Linked DNA regions of Mus musculus: all the other regions are linked to region 1. Evidence: chromatin loops called from intact Hi-C (ENCODE). Cell type or tissue: heart. All regions are shown on one strand. Each heading gives the region's core, and the rest is flanking DNA. Links, peaks and the distances in the headings are about the cores only. Region 1 holds the start of Arl6ip1 (ADP-ribosylation factor-like 6 interacting protein 1). Region 2 overlaps Gm34999 (a long non-coding RNA gene). Region 3 holds the start of Ccp110 (centriolar coiled coil protein 110). Region 4 holds the start of Coq7 (demethyl-Q 7). Region 5 has its middle 18 kb from the start of Gm23229. Region 6 overlaps Coq7 (demethyl-Q 7).

Evidence for each region. Peaks named below come from ENCODE experiments on the same cell type or tissue, not always from the same donor. Only the 100,000 strongest peaks of a DNase experiment are listed, where the experiment ranks them.
Region 2: a loop joins it to region 1, with 2.9 times the contacts of the local background. A loop is called at or near these places in 2 of 42 quality-filtered maps.
Region 3: a loop joins it to region 1, with 6 times the contacts of the local background. A loop is called at or near these places in 11 of 42 quality-filtered maps.
Region 4: it touches region 1 in a loop (2.3-fold over the local background); 8 of 42 quality-filtered maps call a loop at or near these places.
Region 5: a loop joins it to region 1, with 3 times the contacts of the local background. A loop is called at or near these places in 8 of 42 quality-filtered maps.
Region 6: it touches region 1 in a loop (2.9-fold over the local background); 8 of 42 quality-filtered maps call a loop at or near these places.

Annotation. Positions count from the first base shown.
Region 1 is chr7:118,126,895-118,131,721 of GRCm38, reverse strand. Arl6ip1 (ADP-ribosylation factor-like 6 interacting protein 1) reads left to right here and starts at 2,097. Exons shown (of 6, transcript NM_019419.2): 1 at 2,097-2,253; 2 at 4,455-4,588. The coding sequence starts at 2,218. It overlaps Smg1 (SMG1 homolog, phosphatidylinositol 3-kinase-related kinase (C. elegans)), which reads left to right. Exons shown (of 63, transcript NM_001031814.1): 63 at 1-410. In heart, for the core only: a CTCF peak has its summit at 2,483; a DNase peak (open chromatin) is centred at 2,031; H3K4me3 peaks cover 3,180 bases; H3K27ac peaks cover 2,449 bases.
Region 2 is chr7:118,273,528-118,278,354 of GRCm38, reverse strand. All of the region lies in intron 2 of Gm34999 (a long non-coding RNA gene), which reads right to left. Among named protein-coding and RNA genes, the nearest start is that of Gm23229, 3.9 kb to the left of the region's middle. In heart, for the core only: a CTCF peak has its summit at 2,869 (motif pointing right); a DNase peak (open chromatin) is centred at 594.
Region 3 is chr7:118,709,757-118,714,583 of GRCm38, reverse strand. It overlaps Ccp110 (centriolar coiled coil protein 110), which reads right to left and starts at 2,041. Exons shown (of 15, transcript NM_001360794.1): 1 at 1,836-2,041; 2 at 336-478. In heart, for the core only: no CTCF peak of the experiment used is centred there; a DNase peak (open chromatin) is centred at 2,073; H3K4me3 peaks cover 1,405 bases; H3K27ac peaks cover 676 bases.
Region 4 is chr7:118,531,036-118,535,862 of GRCm38, reverse strand. It overlaps Coq7 (demethyl-Q 7), which reads left to right and starts at 2,507. Exons shown (of 6, transcript NM_009940.3): 1 at 2,507-2,684. The coding sequence starts at 2,612. Tmc7 (transmembrane channel-like gene family 7) reads left to right here. Exons shown (of 16, transcript NM_172476.4): 16 at 1-19. In heart, for the core only: no CTCF peak of the experiment used is centred there; DNase peaks (open chromatin) are centred at 2,552 and 2,782; H3K4me3 peaks cover 1,868 bases; H3K27ac peaks cover 1,969 bases.
Region 5 is chr7:118,295,466-118,300,292 of GRCm38, reverse strand. No RefSeq gene overlaps it. Among named protein-coding and RNA genes, the nearest start is that of Gm23229, 18 kb to the right of the region's middle. In heart, for the core only: a CTCF peak has its summit at 2,460 (motif pointing right); a DNase peak (open chromatin) is centred at 2,452.
Region 6 is chr7:118,522,323-118,527,149 of GRCm38, reverse strand. It overlaps Coq7 (demethyl-Q 7), which reads left to right. Exons shown (of 6, transcript NM_009940.3): 5 at 1,258-1,326; 6 at 1,856-2,088. The coding sequence ends at 1,933. Among named protein-coding and RNA genes, the nearest start is that of Coq7, 8.6 kb to the left of the region's middle. In heart, for the core only: no CTCF peak of the experiment used is centred there; no DNase peak of the experiment used is centred there.

The sequences.
Region 1 (4,827 bases), core at 493-4,492:
TTTTCTGACAGTGTGGTTCAGCTCCTGTTTCAGATTCTGTGTCATTTTTCAATTTACAAGTCACTTAAGTTTCTACCTGGAATGTCAGGTGGCAATGACATCACATTTTGTGTTTTTTTTTTTTTTAAACTCTTATTTAAGAGTAAGTTGAGTTGAACTGAATCTTCCTTGTCTTAGTAACATTGTACAAATAGTGGCTTATTTTTAAGTTGTAATGCCTCCTGATGGATATAATTTTGTGCTTGTATTTAAGATTAAAAGTTGAATAAATAACACCAGCTTCCTGAAAATGTCCATAATGCATCATTTGAAAAACAAAAACACCTGCCTACTTTACATTAACATGGTAAAGATTGTATGAAATACCTGTTTTTCAAAAAAATAAAAATAAAGGTTCAAGTCTTAAAAAGATAACAGTATCTAAGCTCTGAATTTATTGAAGTAGATCCCAGAAAGTTTGTTTTGCAATAGTTTTGTGGCTTTTTTTTTTCATATTATCTCTCCAAATTAAAAAAATTTCTTAAAAAATGTTTTACTCCCTTTTGAACAGCGAGTTAATTATTTCAGTAGGAAAGTTCTTAGATAAGAATCGACACCTTCAATCCCAGGGGAGGCAAGGATAGGTGGAATTTCTAGGCGAATCTGGTTTATAAAGCAAGTTTCAGGACAGCCAGGATTACACAGAAAATGCATGAAGCTTAATTTTAGCAATATTTAAAACAAAACTGCAGAGCCTTAATTGTGAGTGAAAGCTCTGAAAGAAGAAGAGTATTTGCAAAGATCTTCTTCATTTGCAGTGCCAAAGTTCTGAGGAAGATTTGTGTTACGAGCTTCATCTTCTGACACATTTCAAAAGGTCACTTTGTGGTAGAAAAAGAGGTGTTTGTAACCTCTGAGCCATTTGGAAGGTTAGTGAGAGCTGGATTGGGACCTGGGACTGGCCTAAACTTAAATTTTACTTTGGGAACACCGACTAAACTAAGCTTTCTGGGGCAGTAGCCAAGTTGCCAAGGAAAAACTTATTACTCTGCCCTCTCTTAGCAAAGTGACTGCTCCTGGTACCACCAAGATGGGCACCTCATTGCTTGGTAGCAGCTGTTTGGGTCCTTTTGTTCTCAATACTGAGGAGAAGGAGGGAATTCCAGGCTTTACAATTTTTGACATGATTTCTGTATCAACCGAAGTCATAATATCCCCCCCCCGCCCCGCCCACACACAATGAGCGTCCTTCCTGGTCAAAACTGTTGTCTGTACCTTCTAGTACTTTCCACAAGTTCTATGACAAATTGTATGCCCCTTTGACAGAGCCACCATAGGCCAGGAAGGGACCAGGCATATTTAGGAGCACTATGTGATCTCTCACATTTCTCTTTAACCTCCAAGGCCTTTAAAGAACCTGGGAATTAAGGAACGAAGTGTTTTTAAAAATAATTTAAAATTAGTTGAAGGTCGTATTTAGCCTGGCTTCCCCATACATCCATTAATCTATCAGTCTGAAGCCCTCCAACATCCGAATTGCTCCTCTACTCATCCATCCCTCCGAATGAAGCGCTCCCCTAGCTACCTGAAGTACTCATAGATTATCAAGTGAAGCACCCCGCAAATGATTCCCCCAAAAACTGGCTGCAAATGAAGCCCTTTAAGAGTTTGTGCATCTTCCATGTTCTCCAAAGGCCAGAGCTGGGGAGAAGGCACAGACAGCGCTCACTTGGGGCAGCCAATACTTCAGTCAGCAGGTGCCACAGCAACCTAAAGCGTCCTTGCCCTTCCAGCCTCCGCATAGGATGCCATTGCGCATCCCCTGCGCAGCTGAGCGGACAGGCGCCTGAGCGGTTTTGATTTCCAGCAGAAGAGCTAGGGACTAGAGAGGCCCCAGGATTTAGGAAGATCTGGGTGAGAGACTAGGTACGGCGGTTGAACCGCTTCCTTCCGCTCCGCCTCTCGAGGGCCACACCCCTGCACTCTGATTGGTCAGAGTCTTTCAGTTTCGCTCTCCTTTGACCTGGATTTCAAGTCATGCGCTAGCTGCCGGTTGGCCCGACTTCCCAGAAGCCGGAGTGCGGTCTACCCAATGAGGAGCGAGTTTCGCGAGGGCTGTCGGGAAAGGCAGCTAGCCTATATAAGCAGACTGCGGGGCGTTCCCCCGCGCTCGGGTTGCCTTGCTGGTGTTGGGGGGATAGTGTGTGTTCGCTCGTTGATAACCGCGAGTCTGGAACGATGGCGGAGGGGGATAACCGCAGCAGCAACCTGCTGGTGAGTTGCGGTGGTCAGTCTGTCCCCGGAGTTTCCGGATGGGCCTCCTGGCCTCGGTGGACTACCAGGGACAGCCAGGCCTTATCTCCACGGTGGAGGTCGCTGCTGGCGATCCCCAACGTCCCCCGGAATCCTGCACCATAAGGCTTGGGCCGTGCGTGAGGAAGTGTGAGAAGGGGGCTGTGGCAAGAAGGAACCTGGGTAACAGGTTGGGGCACTCGGCCGCCAGGGGCCTTGTCTAGCGCTCCGGCTCAGGCCGGAGACCTACCTGTTTTGCCCTTTGATCTTAATCTCATGTTCCGTAGATTATTTTTAATCATGATTCTTTTTCTCCTAAAACTTGGCGCAAGGGTGGAGGGTCAAAGGGCTGCTACAGAGAATTAGTTTATCGCTGACACAGAATTTGTTGGAGCTGGCTGGTTGGAGTTCACCGCAGGAAGCTGAAAACGGGTTCTGCGGAAAGGACAGTGGGGGATCCTGGCACTTGTCTGGGAACTGGCGAGGGACTCACGGGACTGGATGCAACTTTAAAAATGATTTAGCACGGATTTGACGGAGCTACACGAGATGATGGTATTAGAAGAGGGCGCGTTTGCTTCATTACAGGTCTTTGTTTTTGGTTAGGTCTTTGTTTTTGGTTTTTAAGGCTAGGTTTTCGTGTAGCTTGACGAGGCTAGCCTTGTATTTGTCATCCTCCTGTGCTGGGATTACAGTTGCGCATCACCAGGCCCTGCTAGTTTCAAATTTTTAACTGCATCACCCACCTAGGCAAGAACGAAAGATCTTTTTTTTTTTTTTTCTGTATTGTCATTCCCCAGAAAAGGCAGGCCATATCAGAAATGAAAAAAGCAATCAGCTTTTAATGCCTGCCTTTTTAACTGCTAAGTGCCGACAAGATTCTTCGGGACAGTTTTGATTAGTGCAAGATTTTCAGTTTGTATTTGTGTTTAGAGGTGCATTCCCTGTATCCTTAAATTCCCTACACACACACACACACACACACACACACACACAGTACCATACAATAGAGATGCTTACCCTGTACCCTTAAACTCCTCCTACACAATACCAGCAAACAATTCAATAAGAGGATTAATTGCTGTACAAGGAAACTATCATGGGAGAGGGCCTGATCACTACTATTTCCATCATTTTAAGGAGAGCAAGTCCATTAGTCTTGGATTTCCTGGATTTAAATATATTAACCCCTTTATGTCTCAGTCGCCTTATCTTAAAGTAGAGGTTGTGAGAATACCTTTTCCAGTTTTTTTGGAGCGTCAATTGAAGTATAACATGTAAAATGTTTAGGATTTCTAGTATGGGGAGATGTCAAAAGTACTTAGTCACATATCTCATCTTTATTAAAATTAGCCTGAACTGTTCTATATTTGCATATTCCTTTGTGAAGAGTTGATAGTGTCAGTTGGGCATTGTGTGTATGTAGTTCCTGGATGTTGAATCCAGAGTTCTGCACAAACAGGTTCTAAATACCTTCCGTTACCAAAGTCCCTGATAGGTTCAGGTCACAGTAGCCCATGGTAAAGGTGTGCTTTTGGCTAGTTGTCACATATGCAGAAAAATTTTGAGATTTAATTGAAATTCTATCATTAATGATGAGGAGCCATTAAGTGCTGAGCTCACATAGTTTGGTTGAAAGAGTTTTCTTTAATTCCACAGTGACTGCCAACATCAGAGTCATTCCATTATACAAAGCTATTTTAGAGATTTATGTACTTAGTGTTAAGGGAAAGGTTCTCCTGATGGATTTAGAAGGACTTCAATCAATAAAACGGCCAATCGACAGATCAATGCCAACCACCTGAAATGGGCAAACAGAATATTCAATCTAGTAATATTCTGAGCACTGCCTCTTGGCTCTGTGGCTGCATTTGGGGATATTAGTTTCCCATATTAAGCTCACTTTCATGAATATTGAAATAAATTGTGAAATCTTGGGAATATTATTATACATCATGGACATATGGCCCAGTGCTAAAATGACCATTAAAGCCTAGGCTTTTTCCTACCCATGGATTTTCATATTTGGTGCCAAAATTGCAGGTTTTCATGACTCACCTTGTTTAAGATAACAGTTTTGTAAAAGGCATTTTACGTGTTTTTGATGCCTGAGAAAGTACTCTCTGAGCCACCAAAGTGTTGAGATTGGCAAAGTAACAGTCTTAACTGTTGATCATGTGTAGGCCGTGGAGACTGCAAGTCTTGAAGAGCAGCTGCAAGGCTGGGGAGAGGTGATGCTGATGGCTGACAAAGTCCTTCGATGGGAAAGAGCCTGGTTTCCACCTGCCATCATGGGTGTGGTTTCCCTGCTGTTCCTGTAAGTGAGATTCTATTGCTAATGCTCAGAGGGTTCATAGCCTGTGCTTAGAGAAGCTTTTGTAATACATAATCCAAAAGGAATGCCTTTATTGCAAGCAGCTTGCCCTCTTTCTAGATTTGTAGTCCTTATGTAAAGTTGTAACTTGATGCAGTTGAGTAAATCCCGGACACGCAAACTCTTGTGTTTCAGCACTCTTGCTTTATTATATTCCTTCTAGTAAATTTTGAGGACCCAGC
Region 2 (4,827 bases), core at 432-4,431, 150 kb before region 1:
TGAGCATCAGTATCACTCGGGAGAAATTCTGAATGCCAAGTTTGGTCCCAAGGCCCATACAGACTACACTTCAATCTGGGTGATTCTCCTGACTCACTAAAATATGGGAATGTTTTAGCTATGGCTCAGTCCCAGGGCGTCCCTGATGAAGTCCCAAGTACCAGAGGGAAAAACGGTCAGTAATAGTCATAGAAAGGTTTGTGCTTCTATGCCAGTTGGCTTCTACCGTATGCTAATCTTGAAGCTGTCCCCTCCAGACCCCACCCTCCTGACAAAAGCCAGGACCCGGGTTATAAAAACTCAATTTGAGATGTGTCTGAAGCTTTTGGAAGTACAGGTCAATGTACCTCCCTGAAGCCAGTCCAGCTGCCCAGGGGCGGTTATTGGGTTTGTGGTGTTGTTTTCTGATTCTCTGAGGACCTGGCCTTCCAGTCCCCACCAACGGATGCGAACAACCTCAGGCAGAAGCATTAAAGTCCGTGAGCTCCTCCAAGGGGGCCCTAGAGAATAAGCCAGCAAGGAGGAAGCTCTTTAATTAACACTAGGGCTGTGACTCTGACCGCCATGTTATTAATTACTGCCTGTTACTCCCCGGTGGCATCCTCTGAACAAGCTATTGCTCACTCGCCCCGCCCAGCCCCACCCTCCAGCTTTCCCTTCTTACTCCTTACTCAACGTTTTACCAGACTGCTACGCAGTGATTTGAAAGTGAAACCAAGGCTGACTCAGAATTGGAACAAAGTTGCATCTGGACTAAGGGTTTCCTTAAACACGTAGAAAGTGCCACAGAGTGGAATGCGCAAAACTTGTGAGCGAGAGGGGCAGAAACCTTATTGTTCTGGAAGTTTCTAACTCACAAAAAACCTTTTGTGGTAATCTAGTCCATACCTTAGTTTACTTTTTTTGCCCTTTGCTTGAAAGTGATGAAGGGAGGAGAAATCTTGTTTTTAAAAACATGTGGGTTTTGTTTTTTGGTTTTTTTGGGTGGTGGTGGTGGTGGTTGGTTGGTTGGTTGTGTTTTATTTTTGCTTTGAGACAGGGTCGCATGTCATGAAGGCTGGCCTCAAACTTATTTTTAGCCAAGGATGATCTTAAACTTCTTCCTGTCTCCAGGGCTTCCAGGAATGTGCCACCACGCCCAGTTTTAAGGTGATTAAGTGGCGCATGTGCCGTGGGGTCTTCAAGCCTGCCTTCACCCTTCACTCCTGTCCCTGTGTGCTAGTGTGAAGCCGTAGGGGAGGGGACAATGGGGTAGAAAGTGGCTAGAGTTTGGTCACTCAGAGGGAGTCCGTTTACTGCCTCGGGTCTCAGTTTTCTCTAAAATAAGGGATGCCACAGGGTGTGAAGGTGCACACCTGTAACCCTACCCCTCAGGATGCGGAGGCAAGCAGGTTGTGATTTTGAGTCCAGCCGGGGCTGCATACCAAAGCTCTATCTCAAAAATAAAGCTGAAACTGGGTGTGGTGGCCAGTACTCCGAAGGAAGTCGGAGGCTGGAGGATCAAAAGTTCAAGGTCCTCAGGTACAGAGCGGTTTCACACCCTAGACACGTGACCACCTGTCAAATAAGTAAGTGAAGAAATACACAACATAAAGAAATTTACCAGCGGGTTGGTGGTGGCGCACACCTTTGATCCCAGCACTTGGGAGGCAGAGGCAGGTGGATTTCTAAATTCGAGGCCAGCCTGGTCTACAGAGTGAGTTCCAGGACAGCCAGTACTACACAGAGAAACCCTGTCTCTAAAAATAAATAAGTAAATAAATAAAAAGAAATTTACTGCTGGAGAGTACAAACTTTGTCAAAGGCTTACAGTGATGTCCCAGGAGTCTGTGCGGCTAAGAGAAGCCCTCCCCTCATCCTTTTCCCCTTGTTAGCCTCCAAGATTGTGGGTTGCAGATTTCAAGAGAGGGAGGGGGATACCTAGATAGATAGACAGACAGACAGACAGACAGAAGATAAGTAGGACTCTTTCTGGAGTTTGATTTGGGACTTCTCAGCTTTTACAAGTTGGGGACCTAATGCCTCCCTTTTCTTCTGCAGAATTTGGAATCCAGAGAAAACACTGAGGGCACAGGTCACCTGTAATGACCAATAAGGAGATCCCAGGGCTCCTTCAGAATCCAGTTCTGCCCGCTCTACGAACACACTACATGGCTGTGCCGTTGTAGCTGTGCCTGTTACATATATTCTGTCAGTAAGGAGTTGGGTATCCATTCTAAGCTGATAGTTAAATAAATGGGGAGAAGCCTGAGACATACCACCATAAATAATAACTAACTGTGCAATCAGACTTCCAGAAAAGCCTGAGGAAAAGCAGGTTCCGTTAGGCTGATCACTCTGGGTTCTGGTGCAGTAATGGGCAGTGGCACCTCCCAAGCCTACTGCAAGACGAGCTCCCTGTCTGTCAATCAAATAAGGCCCAAGGGATGACTCAAGTTTGTAAGCCTAGGGCTTGGGAGATAAAGTCAGGTGTATTTCTGTGAATTTGAAGCTAGGCTAGTCTACGTTAGTTTTAGCCAGGCTACATAGTGAAATTCTGTTTAAAAACAAACAAACAAACAATAGTCCAGACTCTGACTCACAAAACAAATAAACAAAGGAGCAGAGAACCATATGTACCAGTAGATGCTTGTCTTTGTGTGGGAGGCTACAGCGTGATGTTACAGACTGGGATAGACTGGCGGCTTACAAACAGCAATTCATTTCTCAGAATTCTACCATCTAGAAAGTCCAGTGTCGAGACACCAACAGATGCAGTGTCTGAGGAGGACCTAACTTCTATAACTTTTGTACTATACCTTCCCACAGTAGGGGTAATGGTTTGAATGCGAAATGTCCTTACAGTGTTTGAACACTTGGTCTCCACGTGGTGGCACCGTTCAGAAAGATTGGAGAACCTTACAATGTGGAACGTGACTACAGGAAGTGGATCAGTAGAGCCTCGCCTTACAGGTCATAGTCAAGCCTGTTTCTAACCCAAGTTCTTCCCCTCTCTGTCTCTGCTTCCTGCTCTGTGGAAATTTGAGGAATCCTAGACACATTCTCCACAGTGTGAAGTCTGTTGTGCCTTCTCTGCTGTTGTAAATGAAGACTGCTCAAACTGTAAGCCCAAATAACTCTTTCTCTTCTCTTCAAATTTTTTCACAGTAATGTAAAAAGGTAGCTATATCAGGGCGAGGCCTCTCTCTTAAGGGTACTAGTCCTCTTCTCGTGGACTCAGTTTCCACAGCCTGACCATCCCGGCCTCTACCTCTCAATGCTAGAATTGCAGGCATGCACCACCACCTGGGTGTTTGCCCCATGCTTTGGGAGGAACCAGGACTTCCTGCATGCCTGGCAAGCACTCTGCCAACTGAGCTAACATCTCCAGCTCTCAAAGCCTTACCTTCTAAAGCAGCGGTTCTCAACCTATGGGACTGCGACCCTTTTGGGGGTCACACAACCCCTTCACAGGGGTCACCTAAGACCATTGGAAAACACAGAGATTTACATTACAATTCATGACAGTACCAAAATTACAGTTATGAAATAGCAACAAAAATAATTTTATGATTGGGAGTCACCACAAAACAAGGAACTATCTTAAAGGGTCGCAGCATCAGGAAGGCTGAGAACCACTGCTTCTAGAACATTTTGGGATCTGGGTTTTCAACAGATGAGGCCAAAGGAGAAAGCATGTTGAGACCCTAGGGTGGCTCTGTGGATGCTGGTGACCTAAACTGCTTCTGTACTGACGCTGTCAACCCCTTGGAGTGAGGGGTGCTTCTAACTAGAATCACCTGTGGCAATTCCTAATGTGTAAGTTACAGGTTGGGTTCGAAAAGCTTTGCTGTCAGAGCTGGTTTTCCCCTAGGAACCGCAGCCAATGGCTCTTTTCTCCCAGGGAAGATCTGGAAATGCCTGGTCAAACTATGGAGTTACCCAAGCATTGCAAACCAGCCAGTTACGGAAAGCACCTGCTGGAGGAGAACACAGCCCACAGAGCAGCACATGGCTTCTCTCTAAATGGCTGATGGTAAAGGGCTTTCCTCTTGTGAAGGAGACTCTGCAGCAGGAGTAACTACAAAACCCACGATCGAACAAACGCTCCTGCTTGTTTTCAGGCCACATTATTATATAAACAGCTCCCAACTCTCTGCCTCCAAGTTGTCAAATTCCTCAAAGGGCGCTCAATTGAGAAGCCAATCCCAAGCCACATTTACTTGTCAGAAGGTCCATGTTGTGAGGACATGAATCTCAGAAGAATAGGACAGGCTGGGGATGTATAATAGCTCAGCAGTAAACATTTGTCTGGGGTGAATAAAGGAGAAAAGGGGGGAGGGAAGGGGCACACACAGAGCTCTAGGCTGAGGAAGCTCTTTGAATAATGTTCTCTTTAGAACAAAGAATTCCAGGGGTCTAAGGAGATAGCTTGGCTGGTAAGAGCAATTGCTGCACAAGAGAGAGTATCTAAATTTAAAAACCTGTAAAATAGAGCTGAACTTGGCCTTAGTATACCTGTGACCCCAGGGCTTCTGGAGTTAGAGACAGAAAGATAATTGAGGCTTACTGTCTACCAGCCTAGCTCTAAGTTCAATGAGAGACCCCGTCTTAAAGGATGAGGTGGAGAGTGATACAGACTACCCAGTGTCCTTCAGGCCTCTGCACATGCATGCACACATGCAGGCATGCATATTTATATTCTGTTTTGACCATCCTTTTTCTTTTCAGCTTTCTAATTTATCAGGCTCTGGTGCTCTCACAGACCTTGGGCAGGGCACTTTATTTCCCTGAACATGAGGTCCCTCATCAGGAAATGTTGGGAGCCGCCCCCACATTCGCCGTTAC
Region 3 (4,827 bases), core at 433-4,432, 580 kb before region 1:
ACTCAATAGTCTGGTAAGGTTAAGGATATAAACTGCCATCATTAGTTCTCCTTTTCTTCTAACAGCATCATAGAGAGATGTCCCATTGTTGCAGAGAGCTATCCACTTCCCTTGAGTGGTCCCCCACACACTGCAAAGCTACAGTAACAGAGTAACGTACAGCGGGACAATGAATTGGACATTCAAGCTCCAGTGCTCATGTGAGACTGGAGAACGCTCCAGAAGATCCAGCGCATGACTGGACCTTCCTAACCTTCAGTTTCAGCCCATCCTAATTCCCCTACCTCAATCACTAGCACATCACCTTGATGTTTCCCAGCTTCCAGAGTACTTACCACTATCTGAAATGATCTCGTTTATTTCCTGGGGTTTTGTGTATCTTCTTCCACCAAAACGTAAACTCCATAAGAACAGGTACCTTCTCAGTCTTGCTCACTGGTTCGCCATGACACACAATGGTGTCAGCACGTGGTAGGCACTTCAGACAATTATTGAATAAATTAATTAGGGCAAATAGATCAAGCAATGTAAAGCAAGACTAGCAGAATGAAGAGAATTCTGAGAATGGCAACTTGGAGAACAACCCTATTCCCAGAGAACTAGGTACCTCTCAATTGCAAAAGTAGTCATTAAAAAGAGAGTCCGGGATTCTACAATTGTGCAAGAGGGCACTACATTTCTCACACCAGTTACCACTTGCAAGCAAGGTTTATTTTAAGGGAGTCTTGATGACAAGGTGATCCCAACCTCAAACCTACCACCCCATACTTTAGCATCAGGCATTACTGGTCCATGGTCCACTTACATTCACACCAGCCTCAGCAGGTCCAGGCATGCCTTTTCTACTCCATTTCTACCTAATTACAAGTGACCTTTGTCCAGGAAGTCTCTTGGCAAACCCTATAGCCTCATGGCTCCTATCTACTTATTCATAACCTGTACTCAGAAATGTCACTGAAAGGAAAGGCGAAGGTAACACAGCTTCCAAGGCTGGCTGCTTACCACTAAGTTTTTCCACAAACACATAAACTTCCTACAGAGTCTGTAAAGGGAGAAAGATATGCTGTTTAAGGACATACTAGCTGTTCGTACATTCATGGTAGGCTAATATCCCTGGACCCCACCATCTATAAAGTGGGGCTCTGTCTCAAGGCGATTTTATGAGAAAACAATGAGCTAAGGCACAGACAGCAATCGCAGGACTGTATGTAGGACAAATAGAAGCATCAGTAAGTGGAAGCTGCTTCCAAACGGAGGATATAATGGTGTTTTTATCACCTCCGTGTGAACTCTTGGAGAAGAGACAATTTTTGGTTCTTCCTGAGACTCAAATGTGACTTGAAAACATGAGAAAGGGCTTTCTCATCCAAATCCATCTCTTAAGGTAGGAACCACTTAACAGCATCATGGGTGTCTGAGAGAACCAGCTACATTATCCTGCAGATGCCCCAGAGTGGCAAAGCTGGTGTAAACAGCGCTCCTATGGGCCTTTGGTTGCGGTAACCAGTATTTAGAAATGGCCAGTGCACACCCCGGGGGACGCCTCCATCTCCTCCTACACTACCTCCGACACCAAACTGAAGTCACCATGAAGTGCCTACTCTTCAGCGCAGGATGCTTCACTGGGCGGAGCCAGCATCCAAGCATCCCCTCCAAGTCCCCCTGACCCCGGTCCTCAACTCCCGCCTCCCCATTCCCGATGCCTTCAAGGGCTCGTGACCGAGGGAAGCCAAACCGGGTCCGGAACGCCGGCCTTCTGTCCCTCGGGACACCAATGCCGGGTCTCACCTCAGCCTAGACCCGTAGGAAAACGAACCCAGTCCTCTTGCACACACCTGACACCTACTGCCCGGTCAGCTTCTCTGCCCGTGGACCAGCCTCCTCTGTAAGCAAAGGCCTCAGTCGGTTTAGACAGAGCGCATCTAGGTCCTCCGCCTTCTCCTCCTCCTCCTCCCCGCCATATTACGGGTCCCTCAGGCGGCAACGCGGGATCCTGGCAACCGCTGCCGCCGCCACCAGCTCAACTCCACCCCTCAGGGCCGGTACTTCCGGTGGCTGTTTGGCGGGCAGTTGAAGCGGTTGGGCCTCCATAGACTACAATTCCCAAAGTGCACTGCGGTCATCAGCAAGCGCTTACATGAGCTTTACGCAATCGAGATGCACGCTGGGAAGAGTAGTCTTCACTGCAAACTAAGGGCTTTGACTATAAATTACCATAGAAAGTCTCCTCAGGGCCTTAAACCCCAAAAGTGTTCCTGGGAAGTTGTCGGGTATTTTTGTTTGTCTGTCTGTCCGTCCGTCCGTCCGTCTGTCTGTCTGTATAGAGATAGTCTCCTGTTTGGTCGATGGAAAATGTACAACATTCACCCATGTTTTCCCTATAAATGAAAAATGTGGCTGAATCGCAGACACCAACTCAAGGCTTTAATATATTTGCACTTCTTTGCAGATCAGTTGCGGGGAATATACAGAGGAAAAGATAACTTCAAGTTGGCAAAAAAAAAAAATCCACCAATATTTTTTATCAGTTCTTACCTAAATTACTCACTAAGAGCTTTTTTGATTTAATGACACCATTTCCATTCTATAACTGGGCTTTGCCGTCCTCCTGGTGCTTATTTTTGTTTATGTATAGTGGGAATTTTAAAGAGCCTACCAAGAGTGGTTGTGAGGCATAACAGAGAAAACTCTTATACTGCACCTGGTACAAAAATCTCTAATAGGAGGAAAGGGTCATCTAGAGAGATGCTCAGTCACTAAAGCATTTGCCACTCAAGCATGAGGACCTGAGTTCAGAGCCTGAACACTCCCCTAAAAAGGCTCTGAGTCCTGGCTAAAAATTATAATTGCCAGTCCTGGGGATATAGAAATAGGAACTCCCTGGCGATCTCAGGCCGGCCATTCTAGCCAGTTTCAATGAGATCCTCAAAAATTAGGGTGGAAATTGACTGAAAAAGATACCCAACAGAGATGGATATCTCTGGTCTCCCTATACATATGTACATGTGTGTATATATATATATATATATATATATATATATATATATATATATATACACTCATGCCAAAAAATAAAAATAAAAAGGTAGGCTAAGAGCTGGAGGCAGAGGAATCATGGGATGATGGGTATCAAGAGGTGAGATCTGTCCCACTAGCACTATCCCAGTGAAACACTGGGACGCAGAGAATGGGCTCTCAGGCAAAGGCTTTAACAGAGGCAGTGCCTCAAGAAGGGTGGCATGAGGGGACCATGGTGTGAGGGACAAAGCTGACAGAGACAAGAGTGCCCCATAGCAGTGAGTGAGCCCTGAAATGGAGTCCAAGGTCCAGACATGTTCTGTTAATCTTGAGGACAATGTAATGTGGGGCTTTGGGGTGGGGGTTCCACTTATAACTTAATAATAAAGACTTGGAGACCTGTGTATAGTATAAGGATGTTGGCTTGTTTGCTGGGGCAGTCTCTCGGTTAGCACATCTAACTCAAGCCAAGTTCTCTGCTATTATAGTTCTCTGCTCTACTTCCATGTCTTTTGCCTCTGTCAGTCCTTCTACCCCAGCTCTTTATTATGCAAAAAGCCACACTAGAAACTAACGCAGTTGACATTGAAAAGGTCAAGGCTATGTGACCTTTGCCAAGGCATCTTGCCTTTTCTTTTTGAGCAGGTGGGGAAGGAACAAACATTTGCTTAACCTGCTCTGCAGGCACAGGGATTAAAAACTGAGAATACACCCGGCAGTGGTGGCGCATGCCTTTAATCCCAGCACTTGGGAGGCAGAGGCAGACAGATTTCTGAGTTCGAGGCCAGCCTGGTCTACAGAGTGGGTTCCAGGACAGCCAGGGCTATACAGAGAAACCCTGTCTTGGAAAACAAACAAACAAACAAACAAACAAACAAAAACTGAGAATACAGGGAGATCTTTTCATAGCCGATGTGGGAGTTAGCCCAACCACAATGAGTTCTTTAAGCACAGACCTGGAACTCCAGAGATCCTTGGATCAGGTGTGGGCTACCATTCTAATCTGAGAATGAAAAGTCTTTTAAAGAAATCTCTTCCTCCTGTTTTCATTTGTTTGCTTGGGTTTTTTGTTTTGTTAGTTTTAGGGGAGCTGGTTTTGTTGTTGTTCCCTTAGTTTGTTTTTTGTTTTTTAAAACAGGGTTTCTCTTTGTAGTCCTGGCTGTCCCAGAACTTCTGTTGACCAAGCTATCCTTAAACTCAGAGATCGGCCTGCTTCTGCCTCCTGAGTGCTGGGATTAAAAGCAAGTGTCAACATGCTCAACTCTCAAGAAATTTCTGCTTGTATAAAATATACATCAAGTCTGGGGCATGAGTCAAGTGCCTGCCCAACAACATAAGGATGGGTTTGATTGCCAGAATCCACTTTTAAAAACTGGGCTTTGATGCAATCTCAGTGCTGAGCAAGGGGGGGGGGGGGACACACAGGTGAACCTCTGGGACTTACTGGCCAGCCGGTCTAGCCAACCTGGAGAAGCTCCAGTCTAATAAGAGAATCTACTACCAACAAAAGGCGGATGGTGCCTGAGAAACAACACCCAGTGCTGTGCTGTGACCTTCATGTGAAGGTGCAAACATCTGCAGGCTGGGATATGTACACACACACACACACACACACACACACACACACACACACCCATGAGCACAGAGACAGACAGACAGACAAAAGCAGAGAGATACAGATAGAATATGAATGAGTCATCTTAGGAGATTTCATGGTTTTCATGAATCCAGTGGGTTTTGTCCCTGAAATAAGAGGAAAAGAGGACAAATGGCAAAAGGCAGATGGATTTCTACTCATAGTCAACAAGG
Region 4 (4,827 bases), core at 233-4,232, 400 kb before region 1:
ATAAATATTGAAAGTAGCTATATATGTGTTGGGTGCGTGTTGTGAATACATATTTTTTAATTTCTCCTTAATAACATCTTGATGTTCTCTCCAAGTAGCTCCCTTTTGTAATGGCCATCTAGCCTTCCACAGTGGTAACACACATTTCCAGTAACTATGCAGTCACTGGTGGGTACTTGAAGTAGGTATTGTCATTCTTCCCCCATAGGAACACTGGGAAATTGAACTTTAAAAGCCTTTGCAAACATTTTCACTTCCCGTCTGCTACTATAGGCTCCGGTTCTGTTTTTCTTTCTCCCTTCTCTTTCCCCTTCCTCTCTTTTCTATTCTCTCTCCCCTCTGTCTGTCTGTCTGCCTGTCTGTCTATCTGTCTGTTTCTCTCTCTCCTTCTTTCTCTCTCTCTCCCTCTCTATTTCTTTCTGGCAGAGCAGACCTGCAGGTTCTCGCAGCCACGAAATGTTCTCATCTCAGTGAAGGAGAATCCAGTTAGACAGGTCTTTACTTTGCATTAACTGTTAAGTTGGCAAATCAGACCTCACAGCCAAAAATCTGATGGCAGCTAGCCACTATGCTCTAAGTATTTGCGAACAGAAGAATTCATTTTTTCCTGGGTGGTACAAGATCTGACCGTGTGAGAACTTCTGAACACATCTTTACTCTGTAGAGTGAGGCTTTACCAGAAACCTGTCCAGAGCATGAGAGGTACTTGAAACATGGGACATGCTCTTTGCTGTGTGACTGTGAACAAATTCCTTCACCTTCAGAGACAGTTCCCTTACACTTAAAATACAAAACTAAGACAAACTTGCTTTTATATTTCAGAATTTGATTATGGAATCACATATTCTTCGTTGTCTTTTGAAAATATGAAAGTGCTTACTATAAAGTATGAGAACATTGAAAACCACAGAGAAAAATCAAAATTACACATAAGCACACAAGTTTTTTTTAAAGAGGCACCAAAGGCCAGCCTGGATGACACAGCAAGTTGAAAGTCATCTGGATACAGGGTGAAATTCTTGTCTCATAACCAGAGTGGGGGAAGGGGAAGAGGGAGGAGGAAGGGAAAGAGAGAGAGAAAGAGAAAAAGAGAGAGGAGAGAGAAGGGAGAAGAAAGCAAGCAAGCACAAATGGAGGGAAGAAAGAAAATGTAGTAGTCTCATATTTTCCACTTAAATGTTCTATTTTATCCAAAGTTCTTTCAAAGTTCATTGTTCTAACACCCCTGGAAGCTCCAGAGGCCAAAGCAGCCATTTCACCAGTTTAAGGCAAGCCTGAGTGACATAATCAGATCTGAACTCGTCATTACATCCATTTCAGGGAGCTGCTAACTGTGCTCATGAGTCATAGTTTGTTAGCATTCTCTTGATGGTAACCTTTTTAAAAAACATGTATTTGTCTGTGTGTCACATGTGCAGAGAGTCCGGAGGAGAGTGCTGGGTCACTTGGAACTGGAGTTACAGGCCGTTGTTAGCTTCCTGCTGTGGCTTCTGGGAATCAAACCCAGGTCCTCTACAGGAGCAAGAAGTGTTCTCAACTTCTGAGCTCTCTCTAGCTCCAATTTTTTAACACTTCCAAAAATTTCCAGTAATAACTAGGACATACACCTCAACATTCTTTTATCTCTTTAGGACAGATCTAGAAGTGGAATGCACGGGAAAGGTTCTGAACATTTGAAGGCTTTGAGAGCCAGATTTAGGTTGAGTATTCCACAGGAATATTTAAGTACCCTCACTGCCGCTAAGGCCCAGTACTTGGGCTCGTCTTAATTTTAAGTTACTGTAGTATACTAATTGAACACTATAATTATATAGAATGGGTTAGTAGTTTCATTTATTTTACAGTAGCTATGAATCAAATACCCGCCCCCCTCCCGCCAAGGGTGCAAACTCTAGTTTTCCTAAAGCCACAGTCTCTAGTGGTCCTATAATAGGCACTGATTATCCTTGCAGGTATGGTTTTTCCCCTTATATACTTATCTGACTTGAAAATTTATTTCTATTGGCTAGATCCTAGCTGTCATATTAATGGATATGCACTTTAAAATGTTTAATGTATGTTACTAAATTTTCCTTCCCTCAACACACAGCTATGTTCATCACTAATGTGCACTAGGCCATGAATAATCCAGTAAAGGATGAACAATGAAGCAAATCTCAATATAAAAATTGAGAAGGAACGGAAAGTAACGGGAAACAAACTGGGAAACCCACAATTACACCGAAAACTGGCATGTTTTACCAGGTAATTGCTGACTTTCAGGTGTAAATCGGCTCTTAATAGAGAAAAATAATCTCCATAACGTGGAGGAAACAACAGTGACCTGCGGGTCGCCTTTCCAAGACAGGGAGAAACCCTAACCTAAAATGCCTCTCCAGGGCAGCTCTGCATCAACCCTAAGAGCCGACCGGGCGCCTTCACGACGTTACAATGATCGACAGGGGGAAGACCCAATAGAGTACGTGAATCGGTCATTTCTAACCAATCGGGTGTAATCCAGGGCCTAGGGGCGTTTCCTCTGGCTCTCGGTCCGCGGCATCTATGCGTCATCACCCTGAGTCGAGAGCACGATTGGCGGGGCGTTTGGACCATAGCTGCATTGTCCGCAGCGATGAGCGCCGCCGGAGCCATAGCGGCTGCTTCCGTGGGACGCCTGCGCACTGGTGTCCGGAGGCCCTTCTCAGGTACCGGCCGTTCGGGGTCGTGGTTCGGCGCGGGGCTCTTCGCCGGTGACTATTTGCAGTGGAGGTCACGGATGTCACGGGGAGGACGTCTATACGTCACAAGCGCGCGACATGGGGGTGGGGTTTGTAGTACGTCTAGTTGATTGATAGGAACGGGTGAACTTCTGCAGGATGCCCTGCCGGGGAACAAGTGATTACCAGCCTGTGATGTGACGTCAGTGCAAGTGTGGAACTTGAGTGTCCTGCAGTGTCCCTCCGGTCTCCACTCGGGACTTTCTCAAGCAAAGTAGCCTTCCGACGACAGCATCAATCTGTTATAAATGCAGATTTTCGGGTCCCCCTCATTATCCACTGGATTGATAGGTTTTAGAGTTTTAAAAAGTGTGTGTGTGTGTGTGTGTGTGTGTGTGTGTGCGCGCGCGCGCGCGCGTGCGTGCGCACAATAATTAAATTCTAGAGAGGCCAGAATTGGGGTTTGAATCTGCAACTAGAGTAACAGGCAGTTTGTGAATCCCTATATATGGGTGCTGGGAGCCCAACTCAAGTCATTTGCAAGTGCAGTACACATTCTTAACTGCTGAGCCTTCTTTTGAGCCGTAGAGTCTCTGTTTTTATCAAGCCTCTCATGGGACTGTTTGTATTGCAAAATATGGTAAGCTTTGAATTTGGAATGGAGAGAGGTAGGTTTGGATTCAGGTCTGATTCATCCGAGCTGCCCCAGAAAATCGTGGTCATTTTCTCGAAACTAAATCTTCAAGCATTAGATTTCTATTTTGCCTGAAGGCAATATTGTTTGGAGGTTTGAGATGTGTTTTTGTTTAACTACAACTTATTAAGTAATTTAATTGAAACTACATCCTTTTGGTAAATAATAAGCCAGAATTGTCTGCCCCCAAATGGATGAGTAATCACACACACACACACACCACCACCACCACCACCAATACCATGAGAACAGCTATGAAACTTCATTAGATATTGTTGTGTGTGCCTTCCAAGGCTTGAGTCCAAGGTTGTTTTTCTTTCTGGAAGAGAAGAGTGCTTAGCAAGTGTTTGGATATTTTTCAAGACATGCCAGTTATAGAGATGTTTTCCTTGGTGATAAATGGATCAGAAGAGACTTTTTAAGAGCCTCTTAGTATGTAATTTATGTGTCCATAAGCCACTTAAAATCTTCTCATTTGCCACTTAAAATCTCCCAGATACCATGGCTGGAACAGCACTCTTGAGAGCTTCTAGCTCTGCGATTCAGCTTTATTTTAAAGTGTGTAACAAGGCAGTCAGGTCTCAGGGATGTGAATTTTAAGGTTCCTTGCTAACCCAGTGAACAGGTTAACAATAAGAATCACTTGTTTTCATTTATGAAGTAACTTAGTTTCCTTTGTTTCATATACCCTCATGATAATAATAATTAAAAAAAAACCTTAAGTGTGTGTCTCCTTAAAAAAATAAAACTAGCCTTGCTACTGGATAGGTTTTAATTTGGTTTTGAGACAGCCTCTAGCGCTGGCTGACCTGGACCTTGCTTGTTCACCAGGATATCCTTCAATTCACAGAGCTCTGCCAACTCATGCTGGGATTAATACCTATACTGATTTCTTAGGTAAAAGGACAAACACTACCCTCTCCCAGTCATTGAGTGCAGAAGTTGTGTTTGAGAGAACATTCCAGTGTGTTCTCAGTTATAAAGAATCCTGTTTATCACACCTCAAAAGCCAGCCATATAAACTTGGCCCACCTGCTCAGCTCCTTGTTATTCTTCTTTTAAAAAAAAGATTTATTTTATATATGTGAACACACTGTAGCTGTCTTCAGACACACCAGAAGAGGGAATCAGATCCCATTACAAATGCTCCTGAGCCACCATGTAGTTGCTGGGAATTGACCTCAGGACCTCTGGAAGAGCAGTCAGTGCTTTTAACCGCTGAGCCACCTCCCCAGGCCCCTTGTTATTCCTTAATATACTTTTTAAAAAGGAGTACTGGGTTGCCTTGAACTTTCTTTGCTAAAAAGTAAGAGCACAAGCAAACAAGATTGTGTTGAGAAATACAACTGGCTCACCAAGTCTGTCTCCAGACCCTGCTTTCTGCATGGAGACAAGCTGGCCAGAAGCATAAGCCCTTGAACTTGGACACAGAAATGC
Region 5 (4,827 bases), core at 354-4,353, 170 kb before region 1:
GTCCAGAATATACTCTCTCAAAGTGCCCTCCATCTCCCATCTATGCACACAGAACACACCTCCCTCACTCCCACAAAATCATTTGAGCAAGTTTTCTGGGATGGGATGGGCACAATACTGGAGATAGAACCTATGATATCATTGTATTGGTGACAAAATACCATGACCAAAGGCAACTTAAGGGTTTATTTTGGCTTACAAGTGCACAGAGACAGTTCCCCAAGGTGGGAAAGCATGTGCCAGCAGCAGGAAACGGGCTGATTACAGTTGGTGCACCTCAAAGCCTGCCCCCAGGGACACCCTTCCTCCAGCTAGACTCCACCTGAAAGGTTCCATAACCGCCTCCAATCAATGCCACCATCGGACGGACCGAGTGGTCAGAGGGGGCCACGTCACATGGAAGTCCCCACATTCATGCAAGCTCAGAGCTGTAAACGCCTGGGCACTAAATAAATGAATGAATGAATGAATGAATAAATAAATAAATAAATAAATAAATGTGTTAACACTTTTAAATAAAATAAGTAACAAGTTGAAGGGGCAGGGGTACAGTATGGTGGCACCCGCTTAGAAACCCAGGGATCAGGAGGCGGCCAGGTCGGAGCTCAAGGTTATCCACAACTACGTAGTAAGTTTGAGGTCATCCTGGGCTACCTGAAACAGCTCAAATAGCAGCGCGCGCGCGTGCGCGCGTGTGTGTGTGTACATAACACAGTTGATTTAGATACCCCTTCTTCCTCCCTGAAGTGCCGCATGCTGAGGCAAACTTTTAACTCCAACTCGGAAGTGGTGGCTTACACCTGTAATCCTAGTGCTCTGGCTGAGGCAGGCAGGATCCCCTCCTTTTCTTCTTTATAAAATGCTTTCTTTTCATTTTATGTGCATTGGTATTCTGCCTGCACGTGTGTCTGTGTGAGGGTGTGAGATCTCCTGGAATTAGAAATACAGACGCTTGTGAACTGCCATGTGGGTGCTGAATTGAACCTGGGTCCCCTGAAGATCAGCCAGTGCCGGTGCTCTTAACCTCTGAACCACCTCTCCAGCCTCCCTTTCTTTTTCTTTTTCTTTTTCTTTTCTTTTTTTTAAATTACATTAGCCTTAGCTATCTGTTAGTTGCATTTGGGGGTAATTCACCTTTTCCTCTGCTGTGGTTGCCTGCGCACAGTGTGGCAGTCTCAAGCTTACCTCAGCCCTGTTTCTTGAAGTAGTTCTAAAATGGCAATTGTCCTTTTTTGTTTTTTAAGATTTATTTATTTATTTATTTATTTTATGTATGTGAGCACACTGTAGCTGTACAGATGGTTGTGAGCCTTCATGTGGTTGTTGGGAATTGAATTTTTAGGACCTCTGCTCACTCCAGTCAACTCTGCTCGCCCAAAGATTTATTATTATATGTAAGTACACTGTAGCTGTCTTCAGACACAGCAGAAGAGGGCGTCAGATCTCATCACGGGTGGTTGTGAGCCACCATGTGGTTGCTGCCCCCCTTTCTTGTTCTTTATCCAAGCAGCCAGCCTGGACACGGTTCCTTTTTTTCTTTCTGTCTTTTTGTTTTGTTTTGTTTTGTTTTGTTTTGTTTTGTTTTTCAAGACAGGGTGTCTCTGTATAGCCCTGGCTGTCCTGGAACTCACTCTGTAGACCAGGCTGGCCTCGAACACAGAAATCCACCTGCCTCTGCCTCCCAAGTGAATTTGGGATTAATGCTGGGATTAAAGGCGTGTGCCACCACTGCCCAGCTTTCTTTCTGGTTTTTTGTTTGTTTGTTTGTTTGTTTGTTTTCCTTCCTTTCATCCCTTTTTTCTTCCATCCTTTCTTTCTTTCCCTCCCTCCCTCTTTCTTTCTTCCTTTCTTTCTTTCTTTCTTTCTTTCTTTCTTTCTTTCTTTCTTGAGACAGGATCTGTCTTTATAGCCTAGACTTGTCTTGAACTCGTGGTCTTTCTTGAGACTGGGGATGTAGCTCAGGTTTTACAGTGCTTGCCTAGCACGCACAAAGCCCTTGTTTCCAACCGGGCCACCCTATGTGTGTGTGTGTGTGTGTGTGTGTGTGTGTACGTGCGCATCGGTCATTTCATCACTGAAGAGGTGAAGATCAGAAGATCGGAGATCAGAACTTCAAGGTCATCCCTCGGATATTTAGAAACTAATAGCTGGGAGATGGTGTCGAGCTCCTTTAATTGCAGCACTTGGGAAGGAGAGGCAGGCAAATCACTGTGAGTTTGAGGCCAGCCTGAAAGAAAGAAAGGAAGGAAGGAAGAAAGAAAGAAAGAAAGAAAGAAAGAAAGAAAGAAAGAAAGAAAGAAAGAAAGAAAGAAAGAAAGAAAGAAAGAAAGAAAGAAAGAAAGAAAAAGTGTGTGTGTTGTCGGGAGCTGGGGGCTTAGTTTGCAGATGGCTTCCTGCATAACTGAAGGCCGGTCTCTCTTGGAAGAGAGCTGTTGCCCGACCTTCCACATATGGCCACTAGAGGACGCGCCGTAGCAGCCGAAGTCGCGAAGGACTTGGATGCTCCCCAGGAAGCATCCTGGGAAAACAAAGCGGTCTTATTTTCAAAAGGCTGAAGAGGCCCCTACAGAGCGCCCACACTTCGTCTCCTCATAAGTAAACAAACTTAATTACAATTTAATTTATTCTGAGTTGTATCAACAATTAAAAAGAAATTACCCTCCCGCTCTATTTTCTTTCTCTTTATTTAAAATAGGTTCCTCCTAACTTGAGCGATTTAATGTGGGGAAACAATTGGATTTTAATGACCTTCTCCTCGGAGCTCTGCCTAGTAGGTGGGTCCTGCCTCTTCCACCTGGCTTTGGTTTACATCTCCCAACATCTTAATATGTCATTTTTGCCTGATGATAGTTAGCCGACTTCCACAGACACGGACAGAAACACGTCCCTCTCCAGCCTCCACAGTTCACTGGTTCAAGCACAAAAGCTACAAAACAGCCCATTTCTGCCCCACCCTTCCCCACTTCTTGTTTGCCTCTCTGCATCCCTGTGGTCCACCATCTGCAAGCCTTTTGGAAGTGACTGTTATGTAAGGAAGGGAATAGAAATAATTAACACTTGATTCAACCGTAGCCTGTGCTTTCTAAGCCACTTTGGGGGAGATGATGCACGAGGTAAACAAAAACCTACGCTGTTCACAATCACCAAAGAGTAGGGTCAGCTCAAATGTCTGCCGAAGACTGCAATGAATAAACAGTGGGAGGCCTGTCTGTGTGCGCGTGCGCATGTGCGTGTCTGTGACCCTGACAGCTCAGAGGTAGGCCCCAGGCACACCTATGAGAGCCTCTGGGAATTGTCTGTGGGAACTGTCCTAAGTTGGCTGATGAGGACACTTCTTGATTGTGATGGAGACCATTCCCTGAGTGGAGATCCTGGACTGTATAAAATAGAGCAAGCCAAGCGCAAGCGTGCGAGCACTAGATCCATGCCTTCTGCTTCTGACTGTGGCTATAAAGAACCAGCTGCTTCAGGCTCCTGACACCTTTCGTCCCCAAAATGATGGATCAGCCGTGGGCGGGAAACTTTTCTCCTTTCAGGTGTTTTTGTAGGAGTTATCAGAGCTACACAAAACAAAGCTAAGACAGGGGAATACTGTTTCACTGAAAAAAAAAGAATATAAAGTGGGGACTGGAGAGATGGCTCAAAGGTTAAGAGCACTGACTATTCTTCCAGAGGTCCTGAGTTCAATTCCCAGCAACCACATGGTAGCTCACAACCATCTAAAATAGGATCCAATGTCCTCTTCTGGTGTGTCTGAAGACAGCAATGGTGTACCCATACACTGTGTGTGTGTGTGTGTGTGTGTGTGTGTGTGTGTGTGTGTGTGTGTGTGTGTGTCTGATATATGCTGCAGAAGAAAAAAAAAAAAAACCAGCCATGAGAGGCTCACCTCATAGTCCTCATTCCGGTAAGATGTCCAGAAGAGGCACCCACAGAAACAAAAGGGACATTAATGGTTTCCTGGGCCTGAGCACAGGGGTAATGGAAAGGGACTGCTTCCTAGGGGGTTTCTTCAGTGTTGAAAATAACCATGGGATTTCAGGAACTGGGCGTCTTCAGCCCCACTGTGTTGTAGAGTTTCCACTTCAGGTATTGATGGCAAGGTCCAGTCCTCAATCTGCTGGGTGCACACTGGAGATAAACCAGTAGATAAAGAGGTGACATATCACGTGAGTCTGAGGTGATGTGGAGACACAAAGTTCTAGTTAGCATTGCCTGCAGAGACTCTGGTCCAGTTCACATGGCCCTGTAGGTCACCTGACTGTTAATTTAGGCTAGCCGCTAGATGGGAAGTTCCAAACGAGCCAGAGCTACATAGTGAAACCTGTCTGGGAGCCAGGGAGAGGCAAATGTTAACGACTGCTAGGCTTTGTCAGGCTAATCATGTGCTCTACCACAGAGCTATCTCCTTAACCCCAAGATCTGTGGCGCTTTGGCTGGGAATGTGGCTCAGTTGGTACCGTGCTTGCTTATGTGCACCAAGTCCTGGACTGCATCCTCCACACCACAGAAACTAGTCATGGTGGCACTCACTTCTAACCCAGCACTTAGGAGGTGGAGACAGGAGGGTCAGAAAGTTTAGGTCATCATAGGCTACACAGTAAATCCAAAGTCAGCCTGAGAGTCACAGATGCTGGGGCTAGCACAGGGTCTCACACTGGGTAAGTGCCACTGAGACACAGCAAACTGAAGGCCTTAGCAAGAGGTCTGTTGGTCATCCTCATGTCTGTCCTTTTCTATTTTATTTTTAAATATTATTTATGTCTTCGGGTGTTTCCCCTAGTACATCACGTGCATGCAGTACCCACGGGGGCCAGAAGAGGGCGA
Region 6 (4,827 bases), core at 388-4,387, 400 kb before region 1:
ACAAGGATGATGTCAGCTAACACACTAACTAGACAGAGAAAAATCCACACGGCCTGACCCCTACACAAAGAACCATAGTGATGCAGGAAGGTCGAGATGGGAGGGGTGGCCTTCTCCAGGGAAGAGCACACTGTCCAGTGCCAGAAGGTCAGCCTGAAAGCATACATACAGGTGGCATTATACGGACAGAGCAGGCTAGATTTAAATATGTATAAGCAAATACATACACACACGCAACAGCAACTAATGAAAAGAGAGGCCATGAACTTGAAGGAGAGCAGAGAGGGGTATATGGGAGGGAGGAAAGGGGCCGGGAAAAATGCTGTGGTTAACTACTAATAATCCCAAAAATAAAATTAAAAAAAAATGATGATCAACTCTTCAGGTTGGGTGATTTTCCTCAGGTTTCTCTATAGGAAAAAAGGAACTGTTTGGCCCTGGGCTGGTCTTAAAACTAGCGTCTACAGAGGTCCTCCTGCCTGGTCGCCATCCTCCAGCACTCTCCCCAACAGCAGTTCATTTACTTAGATTCTGTTTGGTTTACTTTTGAGACAAAGGCTTGTCTTGACTCTTGGCCCTCCTGCCTCTGCCTTCCTAGGGCTGGGGGTGTCAGTGTGTATTACTGTACTTGGCCATGTGGTGGTTTGAATAAGCGCGGCCCCCACAGTTTCACATATCTGAATGATTAGATGTCGGGGAGTGGCATTATTTGAGAAGGATTAGGAGGCTCAGGATTAGCCTTGTTGGAGGAAGTATGTTGTTGGGGAACGGGGCTTTAAGTTTGCAAAAGCCCATGCCAGGCCCAGGGTCTTTCTCTTGGTCTGCAGGTCAGGATGTAGCTCTCAGCTACTGCTGCCATGCTCCCTGCTAAGCTGATAGTGAGCTAAACCTCTGAAACCTCAGGCAAGCCCCCAGTTAAATGCTTTTCTTTCTAAGAGTTGCTTTGCTCATGGTGTCTCTTCACAGCAACAGAGCAGGGACTAAGACAGGCAACAACTCTCACTTTTTAAAACCTAAAGTCAGCCACTGGCCGACCCTAGCCTGTGGCCTTGCTCGTTTTGTAAATAAGTCTCATTAGAGCCACAGCTATGGGTTACTCTTGCAAGGCTGTTCACCCCACTGGAGTGCCAGGGTAGAAAAAGCATGCGAGCCTTTGCCAGCTGTATGTGAGGACACAAGCTCTGGCCTGGAAACAGGATGAGCTGTCGGCAACCTGGGGTGCCGACTCACCCCGGTCTGCGATTCCTTTCTTCCCAGGTCATCAAGCAGTTTCGCGATGAGGAGCTTGAACACCACGATACAGGCCTGGACCATGACGCAGAGCTGGTAGGGGCAACTCTTCCTGTGCTGCTCCCAGGCCATTTTAAAGGTTGTGGGGGCCAAAGGTTTCTGTTCCCAGAAGGAGACATTTGAAAGTACAGGTCAGAAGGCAGGGAAACGGGTACTTGACAGAAAGCACCCAAGCACAGCCTTGGTCCATGGTGAGGCTCCTGTGTCCTGCTCTGTTACTAACACAAGAAACAACCCAGCAGTTCAGTGTCCATAGATGCTTCTAGAATTTCAAATGGCTTTTGTTTCAAATTAAATCATTTCCCAGATCCTCTTTTTATCCAGAGGAGCCCAAACCCTGCCCTACCAGTGAGTCCAGGTCTGACATCTGAAAATAGATGCATCTCGTGGGGTTTCCTTGCTGTTTGTTTAGGGGCTGGCATTGAATCCAGGGCCTTGCTAGGCAAGCGCTCTACCACTTAACAGACCACTTGCCCCTTTGCTTATTTTCCCAGCTCAGGGTGCCGCCGTGCATGTTAGACCATACTCTACCATCTAGTACATCGCAGCCTTTTGTTCTCCGCAGGCTCCCGCGTATGCCTTGTTGAAGAGGATTATCCAGGCCGGATGCAGTGCAGCCATATATTTATCAGAAAGGTTTTAGAGTATGTCTATTGATCCATTTCTAGAAAAGATGGTCGTAACTTAAGGAGTGATATTTGTGGAGGAGGAGCTGTACAGTTATCACTGTGTGTGTTTTGTTAATACAAGAGGCCGGGTTTGGGGCTTGTGTTTGTCAATAAACTCTTTGGCGCTGGATTCCTTGGTTTTCTTGTGCTGTGAGGTTGGCAGTTAACTAACTCTGCTCACCTTACAGTACCTGCAGCTGGTCTTCCCTTGGTCTTATAGTTAATTTGGGCCTAAGACATCAAGAACAAACCATTCGTCAGTTAACAGGAATCCTTTTTTAAAGATTTATTTTACTTCTATTTCTAGAGTTTAAAAACATTAGACTGTATAAGATGGGCTAAGCAAGACTGGGAAGTCTCTCGAGGGAGGCGCTGTGCATTCTGATGTCAGCATGACGTGGCAAAGCACTGTGGTAGCTATGGCTCCTGAAAATTCTCACCCAGAGCCGATGGTAGGAGGTGGTAAATCCCTCACCCCAGAGGAGACACCTGAAGGGAGAGGAGGCTGGGAGGTGGCAGATAAGGGGCAGAGACCTCAGGAGTGGGGTTAGTGCCCTTATAGAAACGAGGCCTAGGGAGACCCACAGTCTGTTCCACATCACTGGACACCAACCTGTTGGCACCCTGATATTGGACTTCATAGCCTCCAGAACTGCAAACAAGTTTTTGTTGTTCATGAGCTCCTGAGCCTACAGTATTTTAATAGCAGTCCTGGCAGACTAAGGCAGGATGGCATTATCCCAATCAAAAATATACTTAAGTTGGGTGTGGTGATGCAGGCCTGTAATCCTAGCACCATGGGAGGCGGAGGCAAGAAGATCTGCAGGAGTCCAGGGCTATCCTCAGCACACGTCAAGTTTGAGGACAGCGTACATGACACCCGGCCCCAGCAAACAACCACAATAACATACAGAGCTGTGGGTTATTTACAATTGAATTATAATTTCTGCAAGGTTTGCTATCTCCAAATAAGCCAGACTGACAAAAATTTAGTATTTCTGTGAACTATTTTATTATTTTAAATTTTCAAAATATATTTAAAGAAAAACAAACAAACAAACAAACAAAGAACCCAGGATCAAGCAGAGTGTGGTGATACATGCCTGTAATCCCAGCCGTGGGGAGCAGAGGGAGAGAGATCTTCATGAGCCAGTTGGTTACGTAGCAAGACCCTGTCAAATACAAAAGCCAAAAAAAAAAAAAAAAAAAACCTCAGTTCTCCTCAGAATGTCCCTTCAAACTTCCCTGGGAGGCTGAGGCAGGAGTTAGAGGTCAGTCTGAGCAATACAGCAAGAAAAAAAAACAAATGAAATTTGCAGACCAAAATTCTGACCTAGTTGCACTGGTCAGTGGTTCCTATAGCGGAGCCTGAGATGAGCTGGGGCTTGCTGCAGTGGCTCTGGCTTTGCAAGGTGGCGGCCAACAGATAGTTTCTATGCTGCGACCTCTTCCCTGCCACTCAGAGGATTCAGCAGTCGGGAGGCTAAGGCAGGAGGATTACAAATTTAGGGCCAACGTAGGGTCCATAGTGAGACCCTATAGCAAGAAAACAAAACAAGGGCTGGAGAGGTGGCTCAGCAGTTAAGAACATTTGTGTCTCTTCCAGAGAACCCCCAGTTCAGTTCCTGCACCCACACTGGAAGGCTCAGAACCATCCATATCTCCAGCTCCAGGGGGTCGAATGTCCTCATACCTAGGACCAGATCATACACACATAAATAAAGATGAAAGTAAGGAATAAAACCAACAAAAGTGATTTTAACTTTGTGACTAAGTAATAGGAAGACGTTACGTATGAGAAGAAAGGGTAAAGATGGCTGTAACCTCCTCTGCGTGGACTACCATCAGACGTCTCTAGCCGGGCTCAGGTTGCTGCTGTGTCTGTCTCGTTAGTGGCCATTCTTTCTCTCCTGTGAAAGATCAGTTGTCCTAGAACACAGTAGGTGCCCATTAAAAGGAAGTTGAGTGGGAGGGAGGGGAGCAGGTGGCATTCTAAGGGTGATGCTTGCAGGTGGCCAACTATGAAGACAGCAGACCTGAAGACCACTCTGAAGGCTCGCCTGGCTCGCCCTTTCCACCCCTGGTCTCTTAATGTCATAAGCTCCAGGCGCACCCTCACGCTCCTGCTTACCCTCGGGCCAGGCTGTTTCCTTGTGGGCGTTTGTCTTGGTCTCCTATTTTCCAGCTGCCTATCCAATGCCTCCATTTGGAAGTTGAAACATTTTCACCAAGTGTCACAAGTTGAACCCCTTGCCTCCCTGTCTCTCCAAGTCTGGTTCCACAGTGGCCTCCCTGATAGCTCCCTCTAGTTGTCTAGTTGAGGATGGGGTATCACTACATGAAAACCCGTCTACCACCTTCCGTGCTCCATCTGGGCCCAACCAGTCACTTCCCTCTCTTGACCGAATGAATCCAGAAGCTTCCTTCGTGGTCTTGTCCTCCCACACTCCATCTTCACGCTGGCAGCTGGAAGCCAGCTTGGCTCACTCCCCCGGCTCTTTCGCAAAGCCCTCATGGTGGTGAAGAGGATTCCAGGTGGCCTGGCCTTCTGGGCATATCCCTGCCTCACTCGGCTCCAGCCACTGGCCTCCTTGCGCTCCTCACAAATGCCACACACAGGTCTGTCTGATGTTCTTTGCAGTGGCTGTGTCGGCCTAGAATACCTTCTGAGTCAGTGGCTGCCAAATCCCTCACCACCCCCACTCAGGTTCAAACTCCAGCATCACCCTTGAAGAAGCCCACTGTAGCTGCCCAGTTGTTTGTCTCTGTGACCAAAATCTCTGGGAGAATCAATTGAAGAAGTAAAGATTCAGGGGTTGTTTTTAGTCCATGGTTGCTCAGGTCATGCACTGTGGTGGAGAAAGGAAGT